Regions from separate parts of the Mus musculus genome. Here region 2 is linked to region 1. Evidence: chromatin contacts called from ENCODE Hi-C data. All regions are on one chromosome and are shown on one strand. Each heading gives the region's core, a stretch centred on a gene start or an enhancer-like site at or near the end of the contact. The rest is flanking DNA. Distances are from core to core; before and after follow the strand shown. Region 1 holds the start of Kcnab1 (potassium voltage-gated channel, shaker-related subfamily, beta member 1). Region 2 holds the start of Crabp2 (cellular retinoic acid binding protein II).

Region 1 (6,782 bases), core at 1,801-4,300:
TCATGTTATATTCTAGATGAAACAATGTAACAAAAACATAACTCAGGCAACAAAAATATTCCCACTATTTTGGGCAAGCACACAGTAATTGTCCCACTCCTCTATCACCTAAGAAAGCCTGGCATGCAGATGGCACTTTCTCACATGTCTTATATGTCTCTCAGTCTCAGTAGAATTTAAAAGCTGGGAGCTGGATTCACACATACATAAAGCACCTGTCCTCGATGGAGTGGCTCTGAATGAGAAGAGGAGTGGAAAAGAACCATTATGTTTGGTTACCACAAACTCAAGAGTGCTGAAGAACCCAGATGATTGTTAGTGAAGAGCTGTGCTTAGCTGCAAGGGAGGAGAGACATCCAAATGAGTGGTTCCCACACCGACCTTCTGGGGAATTCGACAGTTACAGTCCAATCCAAGTTCAACTGTGTTGATAGGAAACCTTAACAGAGAGCCCCTGACTGCAATAGCCCAGTAAGACCAAACTGTTCCATGACAATCCCCTGCAAGACAACTATGAAGGTGTGACCACAGACAGGAGGGGTGTGACTTTTAAACTTCTGCCTTAGGGGAAAACTGTTTATTGTTCTCTCAAACTCTGCAGGCCCCCATTGGAGCCACCTCACCCTGATGTGTCTTGCTCTTGGACTCTGTCCAGGAGGCAACAGCTTATCTCCCCCAGCAGCTTAGCTATTGGCCCAGCAGCACCTACCATGCACAGGACTAAGGCTACATCTGTGCCACAGCAGCTACACAGAAACTGCCAGAGAACTAGAGACCGAGGTCTCATTTGGAGAAGTCATTGGATGGGGCCGTCTGTCCATCAGAAAAGCAAAGGAAAGAAGAGGGCTCACAATGCTGACACTTGGAGGGAATGGACCACAGTCAGGGGGTTCATTTGGTGGCTTGCCCTCACCCTGCAGTTGTGGCCCAGAGCTACTGCTCTGGCTGGCTTCCCAGTCTGTTGACAGGTTTTCTTTCTCAGTGGCTTGAAAACATCAGAAGGACAAGAAGACTTGCTGTTGCAGTGGGAGGCTTCCCTTAAATCTGCAGATAAACTTTCATCAAGGCCAACTTCTCTAGAGAAGTTTAACGGCTTACTTCATACAGACAGCACAATCTTAAACGTACAGTATTTTAATTGTCCGGAGTTCATCCATCTTATCCTAAAATCTGGTCTCTAGCAAACGAGGGAGAGAAAAAAGGAAAACAATGACCAGTTACACCTGCAAATGAGAAGAGCCGAAGACCTCGGAGGATGTGTCAGCTGCTGCTCTTCTTTGGGTCCCTAAATACTGAGAAGTGCAGAGGAACTACAGCGGGGCTACGGAGCCCATGGCCAGAGTGCTGATGCAAAGCAAACATAATGAAGTGGCAGGGATCGCATTATGGAACGGAGAACTGTTTTTACTACAGGAAGATTTCTATCTACGAAAACAACCAATTCAGTTGTGATACAGGAGACAGGGACACAGACATTCACCGGCACTGAAAAGCTGGTCCCCTGTATTTAACAACAGTCGCACTTCATTCACTTCAGGCAGTAATTTAGATTTCAGTACAGCAGTGTTCAGTCTCTAACACCGTTGTAGGTGTTTCTTGCTACCACAAACCTTCCTTAATAAGAGCTGGGCTTAACATGTTCCCTCGGTCTCTCAAAGGGAAGAGTGCAGCGTGGGATGGGAAACTATTCTGAAAAGCATAAGCGTAGAATCGACAGCCTGTGCATCAAGCAGGACAAACACTTCTGCTCTTGACAAACTGTCCTAGTAGAAAAGAGTTCCTAGCTCTTAGGTGTGTTTTCTCCGCTCTCTGGAACTCATTATGGTCCTAAGGTGTTCGTAACACTTAGAATATAAAAAAATGGGCCACATCTTAAAGATCGCACTTGTGCATGCACAGCAGCTTGGCCCTTTTCAGCTCTCCCCCCACAAAAGGCTAATTTCAAAGCAAACACCTGAGAATTCTAAATTAAGCAAACAAGCGCTGAGTTAAGTCACTTTCAAACAGGAACAACTGCCTGGCTGAACCGTCAAAGAACACAGAAACCCCGGGCAGAGGGACCTCACCATACCTATATTTCATGCCAGTCTGCTTTGCGGTGGACTCTTTGAGAGAAATGTGATGCTGAGGGGTGAAGGTCCCCAGGCTGCGAGCGATGATAGCGACAGTGCGGAATTTGGCCCGGGCTGCGTTCACCACATTGGGGGCGTTGGAGCTCTGCTTGCTCAGAAGTCGGTCCTCACCATTTCGACTCTTCAAATTGTGCTCTGTGCAGGCTATGGAGACTTGCATTGCTTCCCAGGACAGAGCAAGGTCCTCTCAGAACCCCACAACACAGGCGGTCGGCAGAGGGTGAGCAGTTGGGGGGATTTCGGCTGTCTTTTAACCCCTCTTGCCCCCCTTCCTGGATGCCTTCAGAGGAGTCCCAGCAGCTGACTTCAGGACCCACACAGTGGCAGAAGAGGCTGAGGGGCAGGACAGAGTCCCCGGGACCCAAAGAAGTAAACAGCCAAGCTGGAAGTTGCCTCGGCAGCTGGAGCGCGAATCAGCCTCTCCAATCTTCCCAGGCTGTGATCTCGGCTGATTAAACAGCCAGATCCATGTGGTCAGGAGGCTGGTGCAGAAGCCTAGAGCTGAGCATTCATGGTGACTGCACACAGCCCTGCCTGGAGCCAGTCCGAGGTGCCTGAATGCAGAGGGCTGGTTTCTGGGCGCTGGCTCAAAGCAACGCAGGCATACCGCAAGATGCGCTGCTAGCACCCTCTGGATCACAGGCAGGAGGCTCAACTGGAGAGGAGCATCCCAAGAAGCAGCTCACAGCAAGCAGGACCCCGCGGACCCGTGGTCTCCATCCACTATGCCTGCCAACTACCTCGCTCCTGTGCTTAGGAGAATGCGGAGGTGGAGGCTTCTCAAGACCCCTCCCCACTCATCCTCGGGCAAAAGCTGGGTCTCCTGAGCCAGCACTTACTTGGTTAGCGACTGCATAGAAGAGCTGGGAGGTCCCTTTAAGGAGCGCCTTGCCTTTGTGTGCAGTGGGAAGGAAAGATCACTGTGACCACTCCTTACTGGAACAGGACTGGGAGGGCTGTTCCATCAGGGGGCTCTGCCTAGATGCCACCAAATTTTGCTGCAGCGCAGGAGTTGAAAAGGCTGAGTTGGGGAGGCTGAGTGGGGTGCTCTGAGAACAGCACACTACTGATTAACACGTGAATGCTCTTCTGACTTGCTGGAACACAGCTTGGAATTCAGATATTAGCCTTGTCAGGGTTCATATCCCCTCTGCATGTTATTTCTTATGCAGATAAGTTAGAAGTTTCCTGAAAAGCCACAGTGCAGTCTGGATGGAGTGGGGTCTGCTAACGTACTGCAAATTTATTTAAAATACCAGAGTAGAGACGTCTGGGATGCTGCAGGGAGCAATGGGTCCTCCCCGCTGGAGGATACAGGTGGGGGTAGGTGCAATGGGGGAGAAACAGGTCAGGAAAGTAACAGGATCCATATATATTGTCATGGCCACAGGGATGGGCAGCAAGAAGTTCTGTGAGCTGAGCCTGAACCCATATAAGATGCATTTCTTGTTTGGCTGGATGTTCCATTCAGAGCAACTGCTCAAGAAACCTGCTCAGACCAAACTATCAATTAGTTGATAATTCATCTCTCCATTTGAAGTATGAGAGAAATAACTCGTCCTATGAATTTGGTTAAATTATATCTTCTCCAAAAGCTTCTTTCTAAATGTGATCCCCAACAGACCCCACTGTCAAGGAGGAAGAAACAACAAACGCTATTTGTGAATCCATCTCTGTTCTTGGCAATAGAGATCAATATGGAGGGAAATTTAGGAAGCTGTGTCTCAGTTCGTAAGGAGCAGGCAATCTGGGTGGGAAGGACAAAGCACTCGGTCTTCAGAGACTGATTATGTTGAAAATCATACTCTATGTGTCCACGGGAGTGGTACCCACACTAAGCACAACAGAATGAAAAAAGAATGAATTTCAGGAGCCTGGAGAACATTTCTTCATTTCGATCCATTACAACACTTCAGTGGAGCTTCTCTTATAATCTGACTTGGCTACTGGGACACATGACAATGTCCAGAGTTTCAGGAAGCACACGAAGACTCAACAGCCCTCCCAAAGGTATGGACTCCCCTGTGGCAGGACCCATGGGTCTGATCTGATTATCAGGAGTACAGGGAAGCATGTTCACGGATGACATAGCCTGCCTGTATAAATTAATAAATAAAACAGCTGCTCTGGCCACTTCTGCCCAAGCAAATGAAGTTGCAGAAGTGAAATCCTCAAGGAGACTCTGTGCTTGTGTTGAGATCCACTCAAGATATTATTACTCTTAACAACTTTGAACCTGAAGATAAGATTTAAACCACATTGTGGCATCCAATTCTTGATCCTCTATATATTTTCACTCTTTCCCTTAGGAAAATCAGTATGTTCATTAACAGAGGATATTTAGGATGACTGAGGGTGGCAGGGTTAAGTGGGCACCTCTTCTTTTCACCCAGGCAGGAATACTGGGACGTACCTTTCTTTAATCTTTGGAATAAACAGTGGGTAGAGAGGAAGCAGATCATAGGAACCTTTATTTTTGCACACTAAGCCAGCTCATCGGAGATGATCAACGTGAATTGGGAAAGCAGTCAAAATGAGAAGAGGAAGAAGTGGGAGGAATCAAAAGAAAGAGCTTTTAGAAAAGGAAAGTGGGAAAAAAGCAGGCTGGGAACAACAGAGGGAGGTGATGCCCTTCAGACCCGAGGGGTCAGGAACCAGGGACTTTAACTTGGCCACTGGCTTTGGGGGAGGGGAGGTGGGCAGGGGTTCAGCTGAGAGTGCTGCTGGCTTTATAGGATGGACTAAGAGGCCTGGATATATTAACCAGTGTGGTGTTTAGCTTTATTAAGGGGCTAGCAGAGAAATGCCAAAAAGCACAGCATAGCCTAGATCAGGGAAAAGGTTATCTGAACAAGACATACAAAGTAGAGCATTTCTGACCCCAATAGGACCACACAGAGTGCTTGCTTGTTCTATGGCAGGTGCTCAATCTATAAATAATTGAGAGGTGATGAGGAAATAACGAAGAGGGAGAGGGGAAGGTGGGTTGGATGGGGGAGATGCCTTTTCCTGGATAAACTCCATTCTTTAAAAACAACCACCAAAGAAAATCCTGTGCATTCACTTGGAAGCTCAGCCAGTTATACTGAAAAGGAGTGAATGGTAGCCCCACAGTTTCCTCTGCTCCTCTTGAGTGTGGTCCAGTGTCCCAACCTTTGGGACATGCCTCATAGAGAATCAAAGATCTGAGGCCAGAGGATGCTCACAGTGCAGGCTTCTTTCTTGTTGACCACAGTGAGCCTTTCATCTCTGATACCACACAGGCACTCTGACAGGCAAGCAGCAGCCCCATAGTTTCCCCAGACATCCTCATACTTCCCAGAATTAAGGGACCAGTCGCTCTCAGGAGCCTGGAAGCTAAATAACAGTTGGCTGTAGAGTGCCCATTCCTAATAAGTTTGCTAGCAGGCCACATGCTAATTAAGCTGGGGAAGTTAGACTTACAATGTATGTTCCTTTACTGTCACACACTATGAGAATTTCAGGCTTAAATAGACACACAAACCTGCATATAGATAGATTTACATAGATACACACATATACATGTATAGATATAGTTATGGGCTAGATTATCTCATCCCAAACTTCATGTATAGAGGCCCTGTCTTTGCCGCCGTGTGTCAGAATGTGACTGTATTTGGAGACAGTCTTTAAGACATCATAAGTATAACGAGGCCATAAGTTTGAGCATCAACCAAATATGACACATGTCCTTATAATAAGAACCAGGGCCAGACACGTGAAGACACAGAACAGAGGACCATTTACCAGCCCAGGGCAGAGTCCTCAGAAGAGGCCAAGCTTGCTACTATGATCTCAGACTTTCAGTCCATAGAACTAAGAGAAAATATTTTTTTCTCCTGTAGCTATTCAGCTTCTAGTACATTATTGTATAAGGCTGCTTTAATACAGGCAGGAAATATAATTTATATCTATAATAATATTCATAAGAAACTATTGGAGCATACTAACATTTAAGCTTCTAAATGTCATTATTAGTCACAATGAATGTCACTAGATATACTCCACACATCCCAAGCTGTCATTAATGTTCTATAGGAGAATGGTGAGTTCCAGCCCAGCCTGAGTGACCACAGCATACCTCTGTCATAAAAACCAAAAGGTAGAAAGCAATCTATAGATCTGCTCTCTAGGAAGGGCTGCTGAAATGTACCCTGGAGAAAGACCCACATGCAATCCCTTTATTCTGCTTCATAAAGTCATGCAAAGTTCTATGTGGTTGCTCTTTTTGTTTTTTAACTAGCAAACATTAATTATAAAAAGAAGTAAGTGTCATCGTAAGTATTTGTGACATAGTGTGGTAACAGTCACCTCCAAACACCCTTTTACTGCCTCTCTCCCACTCCCCATCCTTTCTGCTTTCATGTTATACAAAACAAGTCTCTATTGGAGTAGTAGCAGCTGTTAGGCACATTTCATCATTTCCCTTGGGTCTACTGATCTCCTTTGCTTATTGATTTTCCTTTGAAGCGCTTGCTCATATTCCCTAAGACGGGAATCAGAGACATCCTTAAGCAGTGGAGAGAGCACCACACCAGTAGACAAAGCCCAGTCATGACATCTCACCTGTAACTTAGGAGTAGCCTTCAGCTTCCTCTCACTCCTTTCCTTCAGCTGAAGCACTTGTGG
Region 2 (6,782 bases), core at 1,372-3,871, about 23 Mb before region 1:
AGAGTGCATTCCAGAACAGCCAGAACTACACAGAGAAACCCTGACTCAAAAAACCATGAGAAAAACAAAAAACAAGCCAGAACATAGTGAAACCCATTATTACATGCAGGTAATATATGCAAATAAAAAAAGAAAAGCCAAACGAAACTAGGTTTGGACAAAGTTTCCTGTGCCAGACTGCTCTCTGTAATATTTCCAGGTCTCTTTCAAAGGAAAATTCTGCTGTCTTGAAAGGAGGGAAGGGAGCTGGGCATGGTGGCACACGCCTTTAATCTCAGCACTTGGGAGGCAGAGGCAGGCGGATTTCTGAGTTCGAGGCCAGCCTGGTCTACAGAGTGAGTTCCAGGACAGCCAGGACTATACAGAGAAACCCTGTGTCGAAAAACCAAAAAAAAGAAAAAAGGAAAAAGAAGAAAGAAAGAAAGAGAGAAAGAAAGGAAGAAAGAAAGAAGGGAAGGGAAGGGGAAGAGATGGGAGTGTTTTGCCTCCCCTCTGATGTCCCTAGCTCCAAGAATCATCCAAGGGCCATCCAGCTCAGCTTCTGTGTATTTAGAGTCTCTGTGTCCTCATTCATATACTTTCCCTTCCCTGCCCCCATTTCATTTACAGAGGGCTCTGTAAATGAAGGAGAGCAACCCTCTGCCACCAACAGGAGGATCCACCCCCACCTTTCCAAGCCTGATGAGGTGAAGAACTGGCCCTTCAAGGTGCTACAGGGGACAAGCCACTGCCACCGTGCAACCCCCCTCCCCGCCACCCCCATATATACACACAAATACTCATGCATTCCATAGCTCTGGGTTCCTGAGAAGAAAACTGACACTTCATTTAGCCCCAAAGTGGACTCACCCAGTCCTAACCGAAAGACCTGCTGTGTTTGCCCTGATTATCATGATGAGCCCTGAACTCTCCCACAACATGGACCCTGAACGCAGACCCTGTGGCGTCTCTGGAGGCTGTGTTAAGGAGAACCCCGCCTCCCTCAGTCTGCAGAGCTGGGGTCCTGGCTCAGCTGACCTTGGCTGACACAGGCAGTTTGTGTAACAACGGGTCTGTTTGCAATCTACCCCCTAGCAAGTCGCGTGGCTCAGAGAGACCCTGCGGGGAGGACAAACATTCTGAAGGCAGACTGTAGGATTGGGCCTTTCTCTGCAGCTGGAACCCGGGGTGGGGGTGGGGGTGATGCCAGGCTCCCACATCCACTGCAGAGAGGGGCCAGAATTTAGAGCGAATGAGGGAGGAGACAGCAATAGATTTTTCTGAAAATTTCTATTCTCTGATCTTTAATTTCGCAAGGGCGGAGCAAGAAAACTGGGTATGACTCTAAGGATCATTGCGGTTAGCTGACACAAAGAGAATGAACAGCGAGGAAAGATGAGAACAGAGGCCCTACTGCCCTCGCAACATTCTTTTTAGCTCCAGACTCACTCTTATACAGTCCCTAGCTCCTCAAGGGTATCCCCTGCTCCCCACCACAGGGCTCCTCTCCAGTGCAGAAATGGAAGGCATGCTGACCCTTAGGCTCTGGGGTAGTTTCCACTCCCTGGGGCGGTTAACTGCATCTCTCCGCAGATGTCTCTCCTTTCCTATACCTTCTAGCTCAGTCGCATCCTAGAGGGTAGTAGAAGGTGGGTAGGGAAAGTCTGGGTGGTTCCTGTGTTCCCACCCTTGGCTAACAGCCCAGTTGCGCAGGGTGCAGCTGGTCTGTGGCGAGGAGGGAGGCAATCCTAGACTTTCGGAAATGGGGATTGGTGTTTCACACGAGGACATTTGTTGAAATCTAAGAAAGTGGTAATTGTCCAGAGCGATTTTAGGGCTTGGGAGCCGGTTGCTGTAGGAAAATATGTCTCACAGGTGGGGGTGGGGTGGGGTGGGGTGGGGTGGGGAGACTGGAGTGGGAAGTGCAAGGTGTGGGGGAGGGTCGGGGAGCTGAAGTGGTGGACCACCTGGTGGGCGGAGCCAAGTGTTGAGGATAATGGACCTGTCGCCTGGATTGGGTTACTGTTAGGGTACGCGGAAAGATCTTGGAATGTCTCCTAGGGGCTCCCTGCCTGGATTCTGGATTCTTAAAGCTCAGAGCCAGGTGCCCTGGTCAGCAGGTCCAGGCGCCGAGGCTAGCCAACCCCTCCTGAGACTAACCTCGTGCTTCTGGTTTCTACTTGCTTCACAGGCTCTGAGTCACCGTTGAAGCTGGCACTGGTGGGCGCCCAGCCTCAGAAAGTAGGATTTAAGAGTCTTGGGCCTGGTGCCCCAGGACCCAGGGTATCCGGCACGCCCCTTTCCTAGGATGCAGGCTCCCAGGTACATTCCCTGATTCGGCCCCCTTCCGTTTATTCGGCCTCTGCTCTAAAGACCCCAGCGCCCTTCTTGTCCTCCCTTCCCAACTCACGAAAACCTCCTTACCCAGAGCTTTTAGCATTTCCTCAAAGTTTTCCGATCGGATGATCTTCCAGTTGCCAGAAAAGTTAGGCATAGTGGCAGCAAGGTGGCTTTCTCTTTAGATCTTCAACTAGAACACTGGACGCTGAGTCCTTTAGGCTAAAGATACTTTGCTGTCTCCTTTGCAGAACAGATCCTTCCACCTGGGGACCAAGCCGCGTGGAGGACAATTGCACAGCCGCTGGGCGCCAGAGCTCTAGGCTTTTATACCCAGCTGGTGCATGAGGCGGCCCCGCCCCCGCCCCGCCTTCCACACCACCTGGGGGCCCTGCTCTGTGACCACTTCACCCCCATCCTTTCCGGAATCCCTCCTGTTTCTAGAAATGTGGGTGGGTCCAGGGTTCTCCAAGAGCCAAGATACCCTTCTCCCGCATCAGTAGGCGGACCGAGAAGCGTCAGAAGGCAAGAACGGGGTTTGTGCCTCTGGCAAGAACAGGGCACGGCTCTCGCCTGGGTCACGGATGCTCTCTCGGCCTGCAGGGCGAACACAGGTCCCGTTTCACCAGTTCCCTAGTAGTTCTCTACCAGATTTGGTGCTCTGGACAGCTCAGCTCCAGGCATCCGGAGACCCCACTAGCGCAAGAATTGTCCCCCCCCCCCCCCCCCGGCAACCGGCAGTCGAAATGGACTCAATGAAACAGCTCGGAATTCAAGCGTTCTTTTGGGTGACAGGGAGGTGCTGCTCTGTCCTCCACCCCTTGACTCAGCTCTGGGTTCAAGTAGTGCCTGGGGACGCCTGAAGTGAGCACAAGGCAACTCATTCATTCCTCTCCAAGCCCTGGACGGACAATGAAGGGTTAAGCAGGAGCCCCCGGCTCGAGGCTAGAAGGGCAGAGGTCACAGCCAATCACTTGACACGACTCTTTTATTAAGGCGCTTTCTCGGTGGCTACGCTTCCCTGGGCCCCCTGGGCCACAAGGAGGGGGAGAAAGACGCCAAGCGCCCCCCACCACCCCCCACCCCCACCCCGCGGCTTGCCGCGTTGCCTCCGGGGTTGGGGGAAGGCTGACTGTGTGGGGAGGGGGTGGGTCTGAGACGTCCCTATCTAGAGCTGAAAGTGCGGTGAATCAGCCTCTCCGAGGCTGATTTTTACGTGGGTGAAACCCTAGTGGAAAGACAGCGAGACAGCAGAAAGGACAGGAGCGGCCTCGGAGGCACGCGGGTAACCCAAAGCCAGAAACAACGTTGCTCTGTGCTGGAGCTACAAGTGTTTGCCCTTTCTTTGGCATTCGCCCTCAGTCTCCCGGGGCTATCCCCGTAGTCCCCTCAGGATCTCAAACAAGGTCCCTGCCTGGCCCCTTCTCATCTAGGTGGCCAAGGTTGGAACAGGCAGCCCTGACCTGGTGAACTGGGGACTTGGCAGGCTTTGGTTGGGGAGTGGAACTGAGCTGAGGACAGGGCCTGAAGGATTAACCTCACTCAGAGGCCAGACAGTGTCACTCGAGTCAGGTCTTCATCGAGGCAATCCCGAATAATGGGGTGTGGAAAACTTGAGAGGATGAGGGAGGAAGGCTGCCTCTCAGAAGGGCCTCTGGATCGCCGCTCTCCCCACCCCCCACCCCACCACCAACACTCAGAAGGGAGTGGGACAAGTCGGCCTGAGTCTAGGACTCTAAATTTTAAAGCGGAATGCTTATTTGAGGGGCGGGCGCGTAGGAGGCATAGGCTTCTGGAAGAGGAGGCACGTGGGTCTAGCAGTTTCGCCACTGCAGATGCTTAGCTAGGTGGGGAGAAAGGGGAATCTGAAAGCGCTCTGAGTATAGGTTGCAACCTTCCCCGCTTCAGTGCAGCTTTGCTGTAGGTAGGCACAACGGGATGATTTTCAGTTCTGACAGTGAAATCTGGCCTCTAGACGGAGAAATAAGGAGTGGCCTGTGGAAGGAACAACGCAAAAAACAGGAGCCTGATGCTCCACCCCACCCCCACCCCCGCTGTCCCTACTCCCATACCGGTGGTCATTGTGTCCAATTTCTACTTCTCCAGACAGACTCCTGGAGCCCAGGTAGCATTTTCCTTCTTACAAGAGAAAAGGGCAGGCAAGCCCTCTTCCAGGAGCCTTGAGAACCTTACTGATGGTCATGATGATGGGTGAGGACACAGCCTAGGAAGGAAGCCTGGGATGGCAGTTTAGAGGAACCCAGGCCAGGTAGAGAGTCCCACTAAGACTAGAGCCCTGGAGGAAGTTCCCCCAGGTGGGAGTGGATGCCCTAGGCCCACTCCCTTCCTTTTACCCTCACCACCTCCCTCCTCTAGCAACTGGCTAGGATTTCCAGAGACAGAAGGAAGACAAAGGGAAGTGGGACTGGGCGGGGAATTCTTTCCAGATGTGTTTGTGGTTTGGCAGTTCAGGGCCGGAGCTCCTCGCACCCCAACTTTGCTGAATGAGGGAGGGAGGGAGGGGGCAATATGCTAGGGCTAGGGCTTTTGGCCTCCAGCAGCCCTTTTATTCCAGGGGAATCGCAGACATGAGCAGCTGGGAAGAGACACTGAGGGATGAGGGGCCTAGGAGGCGGGCTAGCACAAGTGGATGGGGTATCCAACTAACAAGGGGGCAGGGGCTAGGGCCTCAGAGCTGTTCAATGGGAGGAGCTGCCACCATTAAGAGCCCCAAGCCCAACTACTGGTTTTAATTTCCCACTGGGATCAATAAGGAAAGGAATTTCCCGGTGCCTCTGGTCTTTCAATTATAACCAAATCTGCTGCAGATCTGCCCCAAGTGACCCCATTCCAGTGATCAGAGCCCTCTTGGGGGCCCCTCTCCCGACAGGAGTTGGAGACACAATAGGGAAGCGGAGGCAAGCAGAAGCAAGCGGAGGATGGAGTGGGGAACAGACCAGCGCAGAGTGAGGGACACTCTGGTGCTTTGTTCCATTGTGTGGCTAGGAGGAAGGTGGTCTCAGGCTTAGAGCGGAGGAAGAGAAATGGGCTGAGATGACAGCAAGGAACAAGTTAAAAGGGCTGCAGTATAGGAGACAATTCTACCCTCTATACCCCTTCCATGAGGCCGTGGAGCATGAGGAACCACCCAGTCAGTCCATCACGGAAGAGGCCAGGGTTGACTGGGGATAGGAAGAGCAGCAAAGTCACAGAATCCCTAGCCTCGCCCCCATCAGGACCACAGAGAGAGACTCTGCCAAGGTCGCTACTGGTGGAGGGGTTTGCTCAATGTGGTATTACTATCTCTATTGGGTCAGTAATTGTTGACCTGGACTTCCAAAGTAAAAGCCAGCCAGTTTGGGCTGGAGGAGGAGGTGGTGGTGGTGTTCTGAGCCAGAAGAAAGGCTGGCTGTCATGTATTAGATTTGTGTCTCCTGAGCCCTTACACCCTCAGGACTCTACTTGCAGAGAGCCTAGATCGACAGCCTACCTTTCACTGGGGTCCTCCATGACAAAGGGACTCTTTCTGGTACCTCTGCCTGTCTCCCTGGCTCAGAGACCCAGCCTTTGTCATTGTAGCAGAATGAAGGGCAGTAGAGCCCCAAAGCTGTAAGACAGGGTCAGGGACCTAGAAAGAAAGCAACCTACCTCCCAGAAACATTTGGATGCAGAGTCAGGAAAGAACAGAGGACCCTGAAAACCCTGATTTCCACCCAAAGGTAGAAGATGCTGTGACCTGCAAGGCCAGCCTGGGGTCTGGCAAGGGGAGGCAAATAGGACCAGGAAGACAGTACAGGAGGCTGGAAAGAAACAATAGGAAAGGCTGGGGCAGAAGGAGGGGCTACCACAGGCCAGAAGAGGGTCTGTACAGCACCCAGGCGGGGCCTCTGTTGTTCTTGGCTCTGCCATGCTTTTCCCAGCTCCAGCTGCCAACGCTCTCCTCAGGGCTGGGCTGGGCTGGGCTGGCTGAGCCAGGAAGACAGGAGGGTGGGGTAGGGATGCACTGGCTGAGGACGTGTCCAGACTTAGTCTCAGTCCCCTGCTGGGAGACTGACCTGCAGTTACACTTGGGCTGGCTCTATGGTCTGGTTTCTAGTACTGTACCCACCTGCCACAAACAGTGTCCTGCATTCAGCCCTAGCAGCCAAGGTAGGAGGGATGGGGCTGTGGCCATGGGCAAGCTCAACAGACAGGACAGATAGGTTTTATGGCACATGGGGAAAAGGGCCTGTTCTGAAAAAGACACATGGCTCTGGACAGCCCAGGCTTCTCCAACTCTGCTGCTTTGTCCAGGGCACTGGGGCTGGAGAACCCGCAATCCAGTCACCTCCCTGGTGCTGCTTTTCCTGCCCTCACAGAGAGTTGGGATCTGAAACGCTCCTCTGGTTTCCCATGCCACTGAGATGCTGAGGTTCAGAAGAGATGGAAGCAAGCAGCCCAGAATCCGGGGTCTTCCCCCAACCCTC

The links. Hi-C counts contacts between places; a loop is a spot of excess contacts on that map.
Region 2: a map of T-helper 1 cell shows a loop between it and region 1 (32-fold over the local background). The contact joins the promoter of Crabp2 here to the promoter of Kcnab1 in region 1. A Hi-C loop is called at or near these places in 4 of 37 maps with a recorded cell type or tissue (T-helper 1 cell, T-helper 17 cell and regulatory T cell).

What each region holds. Positions count from the first base shown.
Region 1 is chr3:65,105,282-65,112,063 of GRCm38, reverse strand. Kcnab1 (potassium voltage-gated channel, shaker-related subfamily, beta member 1) reads right to left here and starts at 3,050. Exons shown (of 14, transcript NM_010597.5): 1 at 2,072-3,050. The coding sequence starts at 2,292.
Region 2 is chr3:87,944,532-87,951,313 of GRCm38, reverse strand. It overlaps Crabp2 (cellular retinoic acid binding protein II), which reads right to left and starts at 2,621. Exons shown (of 4, transcript NM_007759.2): 1 at 2,404-2,621. The coding sequence starts at 2,473.